Regions from separate parts of the Homo sapiens genome. Here region 2 is linked to region 1. A link is a loop called in an ENCODE intact Hi-C map of the cell type or tissue named here. Cell type or tissue: GM12878. All regions are shown on one strand. Each heading gives the region's core, and the rest is flanking DNA. Links, peaks and the distances in the headings are about the cores only. Region 1 holds the start of LOC105378308 (a long non-coding RNA gene). Region 2 has its middle 28 kb from the start of LINC02672.

The links. A loop is a pair of places that touch in the nucleus more often than their neighbours do. Peaks named below come from ENCODE experiments on the same cell type or tissue, not always from the same donor. Only the 100,000 strongest peaks of a DNase experiment are listed, where the experiment ranks them.
Region 2: it touches region 1 in a loop (2.4-fold over the local background); 1 of 110 quality-filtered maps calls a loop at or near these places.

What each region holds. Positions count from the first base shown.
Region 1 is chr10:52,960,806-52,968,802 of GRCh38, reverse strand. It overlaps LOC105378308 (a long non-coding RNA gene), which reads left to right and starts at 3,503. Exons shown (of 4, transcript XR_945968.3): 1 at 3,503-4,394. RefSeq lists enhancers at 251-786, 2,184-2,708, 2,461-2,810, 3,759-4,284. In GM12878, for the core only: a CTCF peak has its summit at 4,625; no DNase peak of the experiment used is centred there; H3K27ac peaks cover 621 bases.
Region 2 is chr10:53,053,849-53,061,845 of GRCh38, reverse strand. No RefSeq gene overlaps it. Among named protein-coding and RNA genes, the nearest start is that of LINC02672, 28 kb to the right of the region's middle. In GM12878, for the core only: no CTCF peak of the experiment used is centred there; no DNase peak of the experiment used is centred there.

The DNA.
Region 1 (7,997 bases), core at 3,141-5,640:
TCCGGGTACACACACAACTCACAGCCATCCATATGTTTCTTCAACTGCACTTCTTTCAATACCCAGATATTGTTTCCTGTTAGGAATTCATCTAGCCTGATATTTTTGCTTCTTCCTTTCAACCTGAAATAATAAAAATAATCATAATCCATTTTAAAAGAGTTTATTCAATTGCAAAGCTGAGAATAGCCACTCGACTAACGCAGACTCCAAAGAAACAAGGTAAGTGCTCCAAAGCTGACAATTCATGCTTATATAGGCAGAAAACAAATCAATGACAAGATTACAACATTTTTCACAAAAGGCTGGTTTATGAGTTACAGCAGTTTGGTTAGTTACAGTTGTTTTCCTTTTCCAATTTAAGAATATATTTAACATTCCATCATAGACAATGTGATGTGATAGTTTTGAGGCCTTTGTATAAAAGAAAAAAAAGGAAGTTAATCTATAATGAAAATCAACAGTGGAAAGGGAAGGGGGTCTTCTCTGGCACCCTTTAGTCTTTTACAACATTTTGCAAAACAATGTAGATAAACAAAAGGCTAATCTACAATCAGAGGAACAAAGGTTACAGCTGCCTGTCACATGACTAAGGGCCCATAATCACATTCCTTTAAGGCTCAAAATAGTTTAAATTTCCAATAGCTTTTATTTTGAATTACTTATTCATAAACTCCCTTTTGATCTTTCATGACTAATTGATCTGTCTCTGGAAACACTTCCGTAAATCAAAAATAAAATTTTAAGCCCCTCAACTGACTGAATGGATCTCACTCTGAGCCAAGCAAACCCAAGGAAACCTGAAAAGGTAGGTCAGGCCATGACAGAAAAGAGAGGGTCAGACATGCTTCTTTCTACTCGCTTCCTTTTGGAGTTCAGGTGCAACTGATCAGCATTAACATTAAAACAGAGATCTTAAGACTGACAAAACAGACTCTTTGTATCAATAAGATATCTAATTCCAACCTGACTCTAGTCTGACATCACATGACACATAAAGAAGGAAATCAAAATATTTTACCTCAAATATGTTTATTTGCCATATTTTCAAATGGTCCTGCAAAACTGTCTTCTGTGGGGGGAAATATGCATCTGTAAAGAATCTATATTAACGTAAATAGATCTCTCCCATTCCAGGCCTTCCCAACTGTGAAGAGACTAACTGAGAGTATGGCACCTCTTAAAGGTCTAAATAGATCATCTATTGTCTCTAAGGTTGGTCCTCTATGAGACTTCATCTATGTAATAAGAACCTTGATCTCCACAATGCCTTATCTTTTGACAGACACTCCTTTCTATTGATTCCAGGTCTTTAGGTAATAACTTAACTCTCAACCCATTGCAGGTCAGGAAATCTTTGAATCTACCTATGACCTGTAAGCACCTCAGAACCTGTGCTTCGAGTTGTCCCACCTTTCTGGGCTGAACCAATATATACCTCACATGTATTGATTGGTGAATTACATCTCTCTAAAATGTATAAAACCAAGCTGTAACCCAACCATTTTGGGCACATGGTGTCAGGAGCTCTTGAGACTGTGCCTTGGCCCGTGGTCACTCACATTTATCTCAGAATAAACCTCTTTAAATATTTTACAAAGTTTGGCTTTTTTCATCAACATTTCTCACACAGACTTACACCCACTTTAAGACTTGCCTGTGGTTTCCTCTCATCAGTTTCATCAGGAAATCAATCACCTGCCTCTGCTTTTCTCCCTCTCTCTGCCCTATTTCAGCTTTCTCTCTCAGTCCATCTCTAGCATCTTTTGGTTCATTTTATGACTTTAATTGTGGCTTCTTAGTGTTAGATCTAGTACTACATCTGCAGATAGGTAAGAGGGAGCTATATATTTTGAAGTGACAGCTAAAAGGAAAGCCAGCATCTTTCACCACCACATCTCTTCAAAATCTTAGAAAATTTCCATAATTTCCAATTAAGCCTGCTTTCCTCAAGCTCTTGCACTTATGAAAATTAAATTATTTAACTTTATAGTATTGTTCTATTCTACTTCAACATGTTAAATATTTTATTTCAAATGAGTATGCTATTGCAGCTATATTATATAGTAAACAATCATATTTAGACTAGTGAACACCCATAATCATTGATGAGATTTCATTTGCATATATTCAGATTCTTTCTGATAAAACAAATTTTAGCAAGTTAGTGGTAGGGACCAAGGAAAAATATCCATGTCCCCCTCTGCAGTTTTGCTGACAACCAGTTGACAAAAGGCAAATTAATAGGGGAAAAGGCATACAAAATTTATTTTAATGTGCATTGCATGGGGAGAATCACAGGGTAAGATAATGATTACCCAATAAGCAAATGGAGTATAAAAGCTTATATACCCTTCCTCATAGGGGATGGAAGATGGGGAATGTAGACAACTCTTTGAGGAGCAGTGAATGATTATTAGGGACAATGAGTAGGCCCAGGGTACAGAAATTAACTTGTAAATGATTCTCTTTGAAATTCGAATGAGCCTGAGAGGCAGGCACTATCTTGTAACAGGTCCATCCAGGTGTGGTTGTATTCCTCAGTTGTCTGAGATAGATAATGAGATTTCAGGGAGGACAAGGAAGGCAATTGTGTTTGTTCTGGGGGATTTCCAGGTAGAAAAGGGAACTGAAGAGAACAGCCTCATTCTGTGCTTTGAAAGAGACAAAGGGTTAAGAGAAGGGGAAGTAATCCGAGAGACCTGAAGTTGCCAGTTTCGTTCAGCCATATTGATGGCAGCAGCAGCCTATCTGGAGGAGCTGCTGTGAAGAGGCTGGCTGCAGCCAGTGAGCTGCGGCTGGGTCGTGTGCTCTGGGTCCAGAGGGAGCCAGGAAGAGGCAGGAGCCCTGCCCCCTTACCGAGTTGACAGGGCAGGAGCCCCATGCTCCCACGCCAGCCACAACCACCCAGCCATGTCTCCAGACCTCAGCATCCCTGTTTTCTCCGGGGCCCAGGAAGCCCCCCAGCCCCTGCAAGCTCAAAAGTGCCTGCTCCCACTCCCCGGCCTCTCCCTGCTCCCAGTGTCCACTTTGATTTTGGAGCAAAGTTGTGGTCAAGTCCGGGCACTGTTGCAAGCTTGCTGAGTGTGTGCATGCTCAGGGCAGTGCTGACACAGCAGCCCCCCTTGCCACCTGGGCCCCCACAGGACTTTGGTCACTGACTAGTGCAGAAGGGAGGCCTGGGGGCACTAAGGGCAGCTCTGCATGGGGCTGCAGGTGTCCCTTGGTGCAAACAGCCTGGGTGCCATGAATGGCATGTTTATAGCTGGAGGCAGACAGGTTCCTGGGTGGAAAGGGGCGGGTCCCTGGTGAAACCCCACTTTCAAGCCAGGGCCAGCCTGAAGCCTGTGGGCTGGACTGCTAGTTCTGGGTGAAATCTGTGACCTGGACTGAGAAATTATGGTGCTTTTTCTGGGCCCACCCATGGCTACCCATGGACCAATCAGCACACACTTTCTCCCTTCTGAGCCCATAAAAAGAACAGACTGAGTCAGACTCAGACAGATGTGAGGACCACCAGATGCGGGAAAGAACTACCCACTTCAGGTCTCTTTGACTCACCAGGACTACCAGCAGCAGGAGGGAGCTACCCATGTCGGGTCTCCTTGACTCATCAGGACAACCTGCCTATGGAAAGGAGCTATCCACTGTCAGTCTCCTCTGCTGAGAGCTGGACACTCGGGATGACATGCCTGCGGTACCCACTTTGGGTCTCCTGAGAGCTGTCGCTCAATGAAGCTTCTCTCCACCTTACTCACTCTCCAGTTGTCTGTGTACGTCATTCTTCCTGGATGCAGGACAAGAACATGGGACCTGCTGAATGGCGTGACTGAAAAGGCTGTAACACAAACAGGGCTGAAACTTTGCCCTCAACCCCCTGGCCCAACACACTGTGGGCAATGAGAAGGAGAGAAGAGCTGCTGCCCTTCAAGGGACCTCAGACCTAGGGGCTCCCCAAGACAGGGCTGTGACATCCTCTTTGTGGCTCTGTCGTTCCTGGCATCTCCAAGCTTCTGGGTGCCACTGCATTCCCCTCATCCAGACGTGGATGCCCACAGTGGAAGCCTCGTGTAGTACATCTGGTTCAGCTGCAGCCTCTGTCAGCAGCTGTGCGGGTGCCTGGAACTGCCCACCCTGTTGCAGCTGGCACACCTGGCTTTGCACAGTGGCTGGACCCTGAGCTTGTGCACACACCCCTCACTGTTCTGTGCCTGGCTTGCCATTGGGAGGCATGGGATCTGGGCCAGCAGCACAAGCCAACCACAGCCTGCCAGGCCGAGTGGGCGGAACAAGCCCAATGGGCGCAAGCAATACTCATGCAGAAGATGCCACGGGTCACAAAGGTTTTGGGCTGGCAGAGCAATACTCCAAGGATCTCATGACAATATTTTGGGGTAAAATATTTTGGTTTCTTTTATAGCCAATCTATTAGTATTTGAGAAAAATGCCTGATTTCAGTGACTTAGATATTATGCTCCCATTACCTTCCATTTTCTTTACCTTTTCTTGTTTAGGCAAGTGACTTAAATGCTCTAGGCCTCCATTTCTTGAGCTGTAAAATAAGTGTCTGAAGAAGCTTATCTAAATAATGTGATGTTATATTATGTTATGACAGGGTCTGACTGCCACACTCAGGCTAGATGGCAGTGGCACAACCATGGCTCACTGAAGCCTCAACTTCCCAGACTCAGGTGATTCTCCCACCTCAGTCTCCTGAGTAGCTGGGACTGCAGGTGCGCACCACCACACCTGGCTATTTTTGTATTTTTTGTAGAGACAGGGTTTTGCCATGTTGCCCAGGCTGGTCTTGAATTCCTGGGCACAAGTGATCTGCCCACCTTGACCTCCCAAAATGCTGGAATTACAGGTGTGAGTCACCATGCCCAGCCTAAAGAATGTCATTTCTAATGACAAAAAAAACAGACTTATTTTTCTCCCCCATCTATCAAGAGATATTTTTAAAATCATGTAAATTTTTAATACATTTGATAAAACACCATCAAGCTTCTACAACTGTCTCATCCCATTTATAGGCTCCATGAGGGAATGCATAAATTATCTTAATATTAAAAAAATGCACAATTATGAACAAAATACAAAATATTTTACCCCAAAGTATATGTCTCAGCATATTTCAAGATGGCTATTCAAAGGGGTTGCAAACACAAGAATAGCTGAAAGGCTGTCTATTTGTGGGGCAGATTTGTATCTGCAGAGGAAATTTACATTAGTAAAGTGAAATAAACAGCAGAGGCGAACAGGCCTTTTATGAACACTCCTCTCCTTAGATCTTGGAATAATTATCTCACAGGAAAAGGAGACTAGGGGTCTGACAAAGAAACTTGTACCATAGGCAACCACATACTCTTTGAGAGCTGCTACCTGTCAAGTTTCATCTGTATAACAAGACCACCTTTGCTCCATGCCTTTCCTTCTCTCTCCCTCCCATAAACTGTCCTGCAGTGCTTCAAGCCCCTATTCTTTCTGTGACCTAAGGACAGTATAAAACCTTGAGCCATCTGGCACTTTCATTAAGTTTTCATATTTTGCAGGACTCTTGTGCACATGATAAATGTGTGTGCTTTTTTTCTGCTAATCTGTCTATTATCAGTTTGCTTTATAGACTCAAATTATCAATGCTTCAGAAGGAAGGAAAGGAAATTATCTTCCCCCTTACAGTTAGAAAGTTGGAGTTACACAGGATGAAAAGGGCTAATGTGCAGAATGATTACTATTATTAATGATACTGTAATATATACTGAAAATTTGCTAAGACAGTAGATTTTAGGTTCTTTTGCCATGAGCATACAAAATGGTAACCGTATAAGGAATGAAAATGTTAGTTGCTTTACTGCAATAATCATTACATTAAGTATATGTATATTAAAACATCGTATTTTACACTTTAAATATGTACAATAAAAAAGATTTTTAAAATGCCACCTTTGGCCAGGTGCTGTGCCTCATGCCTGTAATCTCAGCACTTTGGGAGGCCCACGCTGGTGGATCACCTGAGGTCAGGACTTCAAGACCAGCCTGACCAACATGGCAAAACCCCATCTCTACTAAAAGTAGACACAAAAAAATTAGCCGGGCATGGTGGTGTATGCCTTAATCCCAGCTACTCGGGAGGCTGAAGCAGGAGAATCACTTGAACACGGGAGGCAGAGGTTGCAGTGACTCAAGATTGCACCACTGAACTCCAGCCTGGGTGACAGAGTGGGACTCCACCTCAAAAAAACAAAACAAAACTATAATGGTAAACATTAAATAGAAAATGTTTTTAATGGCGCAATATTAAAAGATTTTCCCCCTAAAACTCTCAAACTATTTTGAAATATAATGTCAAAATAACCTGAAAAATAACTTTCCAAAAAGTTCATTTTAATTAACATCAACCCAGAAGCCAAAGGGTTCTTGTATCCTGGAACATTTTTCAAAAAGAAAAGAAAAAGAACTCATAATTCTGACATCTTTCTTTTACTATTTATGAAACTTAAATTTAATGTCAAAACTTACATAAAGTTCAATTGAGATAATATCAGGAGCAAAAGTTGCAAAAACTATAATAAACCGAAAGAACAATCACAATATAAGCCAATATTGTTTAAAGTCTGTGTGCCAAGAAATATATTACATATATTACTTACTTCTGTCATGTACCTTTAAAGAAAAAACTCTAATTTGTCCAAAATCACACTATTAGTAAAAACAAAGGATAACCTCTGTCTCACTCTGACTTTCCTAATCTCCGTGCTTGCCACCTGACTGAGCTTCATTTTCTCTGTTTACAAGAGTGACCACCCAATAATTAGTTAGTATATCTACAAAAATATTTGACATATTTAGTGGAAGATATTATTTTATTATCATCTCCAGAGTAACACACATTTCAGGCTTCCTCCCAAATCCCCTCATCTGGCATTTCCTGAGCTACAAACCCATAAAAAAGGTTTAGTATGTTACTTTGGATATTCTAATGTTCAACCAAATTCAGGAACCATTGAACTAGATTTAAAGCTTTTTTCAATAGGAAAACAGCATCAATTTTAGGAAAACTGTGTTAAAAGAAAACCTTCAGACAAATTAAATCTAACAGAGTTTAACTGAGTAAAGAATGATTTGTAAATTGGGCAGGCCCCAGAATCACAGCAGATTCAGATACTCCAGCTTGGTCAGCTGCGTGGAGGAAGATTTATAAACAGAAAAAGGAAAGTGGTGTACAGAAGACAGAACTGAGGAGTAGAGACAGCTGGGTCAGTTCTAGCTCAGTGTTTGTTTGCCTTATTTGAACATGGTTTGAACAGTTGTCCATCCTTGATTGGCTGAACGTCAGTGATTGGCACAAGAGTAGAGTACAGTATGTTAACACATCCAGTTAGTTTGTGGTTCACTACCTATAGAGAAGCCTTTATGCTACACTTAAAATATGCAAGGAAGGAGCTTTAGGCTAAACTTAACAATTGTATAATAGCTTAATACCCAGAGAACAGTTATATAACAGCACTGAAATATTTGCAGTCAGGAGAGGATTTTGAATTTGCAATTTGGGATTTATAAGATTTGAAGTTTTAAACAAGACTAGCCTTAACTTCTGTTATTATTTGAGGATTATATCAAATTAATTAATTCAAGAAACTATGCATGGTTTCCATAGTAGACTCTATGTTTAATGACTCTCAATTAATTATCTGTGGTCATTAAAGTTCCAAGTTAAAGCTTTCCGTCAAGAATTAGTTTGTCATCAAAAGAAGATTAACCTTATGAGTAACTATAACAAGGTAATGATATCCAGATTAGAAGGTCTGGACATTACACAGATGCTACTTTGTCAAAAAAGTTTATTACAGTCCATGTGCATTTATACTTCTTTAGATAAATTCTAAATATTTCTGCCATAAATTGAGATAATATAAAGAACCTAGAAAAAATTTCCTAAATCACAAAATTCTCTGAAAATACACATTCTTAAAATATACCAAAATGTGTATATGATT
Region 2 (7,997 bases), core at 3,400-5,899, 93 kb before region 1:
CTAGGCAATGATCATTTTGTGATGAATTTCCCAAGTGTTCTTTGAGTTTCTTGTATGTGGATGCTTATATCTCTAGCAAGGCCAGAAAAATTTTTCTCAATTGTTCCTTCAAATAAGAGGGAAATCTTTTAAATTTCTAAAAGTTTGGAAAAACTTATAGATTTCCCTCTTTCCAATTAATCTTAGGTTTGGTCATTTAACATAATCCCAAATTTCTTGGAGGCTTTGTTCATTTTTCTGTTCTTTTTTCTTTGTCTTTGATTGGGTTAATTTTAAAGACTTATCTTTGACCTCTGAAGTTCTTTCTTCTACTTGCTCTAGTCTATTGTTAAAACTTTGCAGTGCATTTTGTATTTCTCAAAGTGTATCTTTCATTTCTAAAAGTTATGAATTTTTTGCCTTATAATATCTGTTTCTCTGAAGGATTTGTCATCCACATCCTGTAAAGTATCTTTAATTTTTTTTTAAGGTGTTTTTCACCTTTCCCTGGTATCTCCTTGAGTAGGTTAATAATCAACCTTATGAATTCTTTATCTGTCACAGCCAACATTATACTAAATGGGGAAAAGCTGTAAGCATTCACCCTGAGAACAGGGACAAGACAAGGATGCCCACTTTCACTACTGGAAGTCCTAACCAGAGCAACCAGAAAAGAGAAAGAAACAAAGGTCATCTAAATCAGTAAAGAGGAAGTCAAAGTGTCACTGTTTGCTGATAATAGAATTGTATACCTAGAAAGCCTTAAAGACTTATCCAAAAACCTCCTAGATCTGATAAATGAATTCATAAAGTTTTGGGATACAAAATAAATGTATACAAATCATTAACACTGCTACACATCAACAATAACCAAGCTAAGAATCAAATCAAGAACTCAATCCCTTTTGCAACAGCTACGCAAAAAATAAGATACTTAAGAATATGCCTAACTGGGGAGGTGAAAGATCTCTACAAGGAAAACTACAAAACTGCTGAAAAAAATTATTGATGACATAAACAAATGGAAACACATTTCATGATTATTAATGAGTAGAATCAATATTGTGAAAATGATCATACTGCCAAAAGCAATCTACAGATTCAATGCAATTCCCATAAAAATACCATTATCATTCTCCACAGAAATAGAAAAAAGTCTTAAAATTTATACGGAACCAAAAAAGAGCCTGCATAGCCAAAGCAAGACTAAACAGAAAGAACAAATCTGGAGGCACATTAGCTGACTTCAAACTATGCTAGAAGGCTATAGTTACCAAAACAGAATGGTAATTACAGAAAAATAGGCATGTAGACCAATGGAACAGAATAAAGAACCCATAGATAAAGCCAAATGCTTACAGTCAACTGATCTTCAACAAAGCAAACAAAAATATAAAGTGGGAAAAGGACATCCTACTCAACAAATGGTGCTGGGATAATTGGCAAGCCACATGTAGAAAAATGAAACTGGATCCTCATCTTTCATCTTATACAAAATTCAACTCAAGGTGGGTCAAAGACTTAAATCTGAGACATGAAACCATAAGAATTTTAGATAACATAGGAGAAACTCTTGTAGACATTGGCTTAGGCAAAGAGTTCATGACCAAGAACCCAAAAGCAAATGGAAAAGAACGAATATAGATAGGACTGAATTAAACTAAAAAGCTTCTGCACAGCAAAAGGAATAATCAGCAGAGTAAACAGACAACCCACAGAGTGGGAGAAAATCTTCACAAACTATGAATCTGACAAAGGACTAATATCCAGAATCTACAAGGAACTCTAAACAAATCAGAAAAAAAAAAATCACATCAAAAAGTGGGCTAAGGACATTAATATAAAATTCTCAAAAGAAGATACACAAATGGCCAACAAACGTGAAAAAGTAGTTAACATCGCTAGTTATCAGAGAAATACAAATTAAAACCACTCATTACGAATGAGTGTGAATTAAAACCATTCACAAGTGGTTTTAATCTGTATTTCTCTGACAATTAGTGGTGTTAACCTTACTTCTGTAAGAATGGCCATAATTTAAAAATAAAAAATAACAGATGTTGGTGTGGATATGGTGAAAAGGGAATACATTTACACTGCTGATGGGAATGTAAACTGGTACAACCACTATAGAAAGCAGTATGGAGATTCCTTAAGGAACTAAAGGTAGAACTACCATTTGAACCAGCAATCCCACTACTGGGTATCTACCCAGAGTTATATAGCATGGAATATTATTCAGCCATAAAAAGGATGCAAATAATGACTTTTGCAGCAACCTGGATGGAGTTGAAGACCATTATTCTTTTTTTAAAATTATACTTTAAGTTCTAGGGTTCATGTGAAGACCATTATTCCAAGTGAAATAACTCAGGAATGGAAAACCAAGTATTTTATGTGTTCACTTATAAGTGGGAGCTAAGTTGTGAGGATTCAAAGGCATAAGAAAGATACAATGGACATTGAGGACTTGGGGGAAGGTGAGAGGGTGATAAGACATAAAACATTACACATTGGGTACAGTGTGCACTGCTCGGGTGATGGGTGCAACAAAATCTCAGGAATCACCACTAAAGAACTTATCCATGTAACTAAGAACCACCTATTCCCCAAAAACTATTGAAATAAAATAATTTTTTAAGAAGATCATTTTAAAAGATGATAAAGATAACATGTTTATGCAAAAGAAGGAAGGAAGAATAGTTAGAGCTGATTTCCTGGGTAGACAAAATAAATGGAGTGTATTTTATACATAAGTGGAGGCATTAGCCTGAGATGGGATCATGAACACTTCATTCAAAGTAATAAATCATCACCTGTGAGTAAGGATGGAGAGAAAATATGGAAGATTTGAAAAGGTACTATAACATCCAACAGAGGGAAAGAGTAAATTAACTAGGGAAATATAGTGAAATATAAACTCAAAGAACCCCCTTGAGTTTAGTTAAAGCTAAATAGTTAAAGTTATACCAGACAGCACTCACTATGTGTTTTTCACTAGTCCTGCCTAGTGACACACATAGAAACACAAGAAAGGCAAATATTTGGATGTAATCATGGTTGATATTTTACCTTGGTGGCTAGTTTATTTATTTTTCATTCATATATTTAACTCCTGAGTGCATATTTTCATAGTGCCTACAAAATAATATACATATTTTAAGGGTAAATTACACTGTATTTTTAATTAACTGGCTTTTGGTTTTTTAAGTAATGATTCACTTCAGGGATATTTTGTAGTACATTGTAGCTATATAATGCATTCTGAAGCATAGTGAGCTCTCACCCTTCATTCTTAAGGTTTGAAAGAACTTATATTACTATCATTTTTAATTTTCTCAGCTGAGTCTGCTCTGTTTCCAAGCTACAAATTAAACAGACCAACAACAACAATAACAAACTCAAGGAAGTGAATATTCTTTATTTTCTTAATTGTTTTAAAATAGCCTAAAGTATATTGTGAATACCTATGAAGCTAATATAATTTTATTATCAGGAGAATGAAATGCTTAATCCCAGTAGAACACATTTACCTTCAAATATTCTTAATGACTACCAGATTGCTCTGCTATTCCTTCCTTGCCTAGTGGTAATGGGTTAAAGGCAGTAGGAATTGGCTGTATTCTAATTAGGGAATATCTAGGGGAAATATTCTCAAATACATCAGGACACCAGACATTATTGAGTATTATTGCAACAACTCCTTCAAGAGCAATTGAGATCAAAGAATCTTCAGAGCTCCTTCCTCTTTCACCCATGAGATATTAAAAACCAAGGTACTCTACATTCTTAACTCTGAAGGCCATTTTATAGTTTTAGTTTGAATGTCAATTCATAAAAATATGACAACCAGTTTCTTTGTAACCCTTGGCTTTGCTTAGAAATGTCAAACTGACTTTAGGTGGTTAAACTTACATGGCATATCAATTATACTCAATACATGAATGAATAAGACATCATGATAAGAATTTGAACCCAAATAAAACCCACAAAATTATATTTACAAAAGGAAATACTTACTATATTCACAGTTTCTCAACAATTTTTTTGCCTTACTTTTCTAAAGTTAAAAATTATAGAAACAGACTTCCAGTTGCCAGTTCTACATCTAAGGAGATTGAAAGTTGCCACTTCCATCCTAACAACAATCCTAAAGCTGAAGAGAATGAAAAATCAACCATTCATCTTGTACCCTTAAGAGAAGTGAAGAGACATAAATTGCTGTCCCCAAGATTGTGGAGATGAATACAGGGAGTCAAGGCTTACCAGAACAGAGACTTGTGAGTGAAAACTTACACAAGAACCAACATCAGAATAGGAAAATCTGAACAGTAATTGATGACTCACTAGAGGCTCAGTGTGGGCAAGCTGAAGGTTAAAACTCCAGGGCATCCAGTTATAAAGCAGTCGGTCTCCCACGTTTTGTGAGTTTTATCTCCAGTGGTTTGAGCAGGTTCTTATAGTGAATATAAGAGAAAAATATCTGCATATATCTGGCAAAAGATGAAGAAAAAATAATTTCTAAATTCACCAGAATACTCTATTCTTCTTAACACGGGCTGCACTCAAGAGAAACTGTGAGCTGAGTCTAACCTACTGGGTTTTTTTCAGAACCTGACTGATCTAGGAGAAGTAGCCAACTCTAGCCCATCTCTAGCCACCCAGTTCCACCCAAGGAACAATGTCTGAAAGCACTTGTGAAGTTCACAGTCCAAAGGCCCAGACTCACTAAAAGACTGAAATCTTACCTTGGGACTCTAGAACACTTCCTTTCCCCAACACTTTACCATCGCACTCGCAAAAACCTTTTTACTGCAATTTCTTTCGTCCAGCACATCATGTTTGTCAATCAAGAAAAAATTACATGGCATGCTAAAAGCCAAAAAATGCACTTTGAAGGCATCGGAACTCTACTAAGGTTATGGGAATTATCAGATTGGGAATTTAAACAATGTCAATTAATATGCTGAAGGCTCTAATGGATAAAATAGATGGTATAAAAGAACAGATGTGTAATCTTAGCAGAGAGATTGAAATTCTAAGAACAAACCAAAAAGGAATGCAAGAGATCAAAAACATTGTAACAGAAACAATGTTTTTGATAGGGTTATTAGTAGACTGAACACTGCTAAGGAAAATACCTCTGAGCTTTAGGATATGCATAAAAAAATAAAAACTGAAGAGCAAAGAGAACAATGAAGAATAAAAACCACCAGAATGGAATAACAAAGGGCTGCAGGACAACTACAAAAGGTAGTCATATATGTAATGGGAATACCAGAAGTAGAAGAAAGAGAGAAAAAAAATACAATAATATTTGAGATAATAATAACTGAGAATTTTCCCAAATTACGATCAAACACCAAACCACAAATCCACGAATCTTCGAGTACACAAAGTAGGATAAAAAAAAGAAAACCAAAGCTATACTTAGGAATATCATTTTATAACTACAGAAAATCAAAGGAAAAAAATCCTGAAAAAAGCTAAAGAAACATTACCTGTAAAAGAACAAAGATAAGACTTATATCTGACTGTTCCTCCCAAGCCATGCAAGCAAGAAGAGAATGGAGTAAATTATTTAAAGCATTGAGACAAAGGAAAAAAAATTGAATTCTGTTCCCTGCAACATTATCCTTCAAAAGTAAGTGAGAAATAAAGATTTTCTCAGACAAACAAAAATTGAGGAAATTCATTCCTGTAGATCTGCCTTGCAAGATATGTCAAAAGACATTCTTCAGAGAAAAGGAAAATAGTATAGGTCAGAAATTTTGATCTTCATAAAGAAAAAAACATTGAAGAAATGGGTAAAATAACAAATTTTTACTTTGCCTTATTTTCAATCTTATCTAACACATAGCAGTTTTCTCAAAATAATAAAAGCAACAATGTATTTTTACTAAGCATTTTGTATATATGTACATGTACTAATTTGATTATATATGCTTCCATATATATCATATAAGCATATATAATCATATATATTACATATAACCTTATGTATTTCTATATATAAGTGAAGTAAATGCCATCAGTGATACAAGGGACAGGAGGGAGCAATTAGAATTATTTTATAATTATCAGGTACTCACATTACTTCTAAAGCAGCTTAGTTTATTTCAAAATGAAGTTAGATTTGTTGTAAATATATACTTCAAATTCTAAAGAAAAATTTTAAAAGTATAACTGACATGCTAAGAAAGTAGAAAAATGACATTTTATCAGATGCTCAACTAAAACAGTAAAAGGTAGAAAAAGAGTTGAAGAAAAAATAAAAATGAGAAACTAGAGCAACAAATAGAAAACAGTAATAAATATGGTAGACATAAATTCAAATATATAAGTAATCATTTTGCACACAAATCATCAAAGTATGCCAACTAAAAGATAGCGATTCTGAGTGTGGATCAAAAAATAAGATGCAATATACTGGTGTACAAGAAACTCACTTTAAATACAAAGACAAATGTAAATTAAAGTAAATGGATGAAAAATATATATATACCATGGAAACACTAATCAAAAGAAAGCAAGACTATATTAATTGCTGACACAGGAGTCTTCCAAATAAGTAGAGTAATTAAGGATAAAGATAGACAATGCATAATGAAAAAGGGCTCACTTCTCCAAAAAGATATAATAATCTCAAATGTGTACCTGCCTATTAAGAAAGTATTAAACTATGTAGGGCAAAACCTCATAAACCTTCAAGGAGAAATGGAAGCACGCACTATTATAGTTGGAGACTTCAGTACTCCTCTGTGAGATATGAACAGATCCGGCAGGCTAAAATCAGCAAGAACATAGTTGAACTAAACAACATCATTAATCAACTGTATATAATTGACATCTATAGACTAGCACCCAACAACATCAGAATGCACATTGTACTCAAGCTCACATGGAACGTTCACCATGATACACTATAGTCTGCACCATAAAACATTATGTTTTAGGCATTCACTTCTATTCAGCAAACAGTCACAAAGAAAGTGACCAAATTTCCACCCAATTCAACACTACACACGAAGAATCCACCATTCTAGAGTTTAGATGGCCTCAAGGGAGAACAAATCAGGTCAGGGATAGGATTGGTGGAAACGTTCTTAGGGCTGGCTAGAGTAAGTGTAAACAGGTCAAAAAATAAGTTAAGAAGTTGAAAACCAGAAGTTCAAGGAAGGAATCAGGAGACAAGCAAAGTTAAGAATGCCTAGAGGGCAATTTATTACAGGAAGAAATTTGGTTTCATGGAGCACAGGAGATAAGGTCCATATAGTTAAGCACAAATAGTTCATCTATTCTCCTATGCATTTGTGGAGACAAAGAAGTGATCCTGACCCTAGAAAACAAATCACTTGCCTTCATTTATACATATGATAATTTAGAAGGAAAACTATAATACTAAGTCTTTCCTCATAGTTTGCTCAAAGATTGTAGTTTACTCATTCAAAAATACATGTTGAAATATTTATCATTTACAAGACATGTGGTATCTAGAGACAAGAAAAAGACATGATGTTGTTCATGAAGGAGGTCACCATCTAGGGAGAGATTAGGCTCTCTATGCTAGTACAAAAAGCAAAGCAAAGGTTGATTTTTGGAAATTTTAGAGGGGTAGATATGGGCATTACATAAGTTGATCTCTTAATCAATTGGAGATATTTAACAATAAAATAAGCAGTGTGAAGAGGTTTCTATCTTTGGAAATGTATAAAGGCTACAGTATGCTTTGGAAGGAGCACTTGAAGGTGGAGATGATGACGAATAAACTAAAGAATCACCCATTTCTCTTCCAACATAGACTGCGTGATTCTTTAATTTCCCTCTCCGTTTTGTTTTACCAGTGTCTAAGAATCTCAAGAAACACTGATTAATCGCTTACAGCAAATCTAAAATTACCTCTCAGAAGAATTATTTAATAAGCAATATCTAGACATAAGTGACTCTCATTTATAAACCAAATTTCTTTGCTTAAAAAACACTCAAACCTTAGAGAATAAGAATGTAAAGCTGAAAAC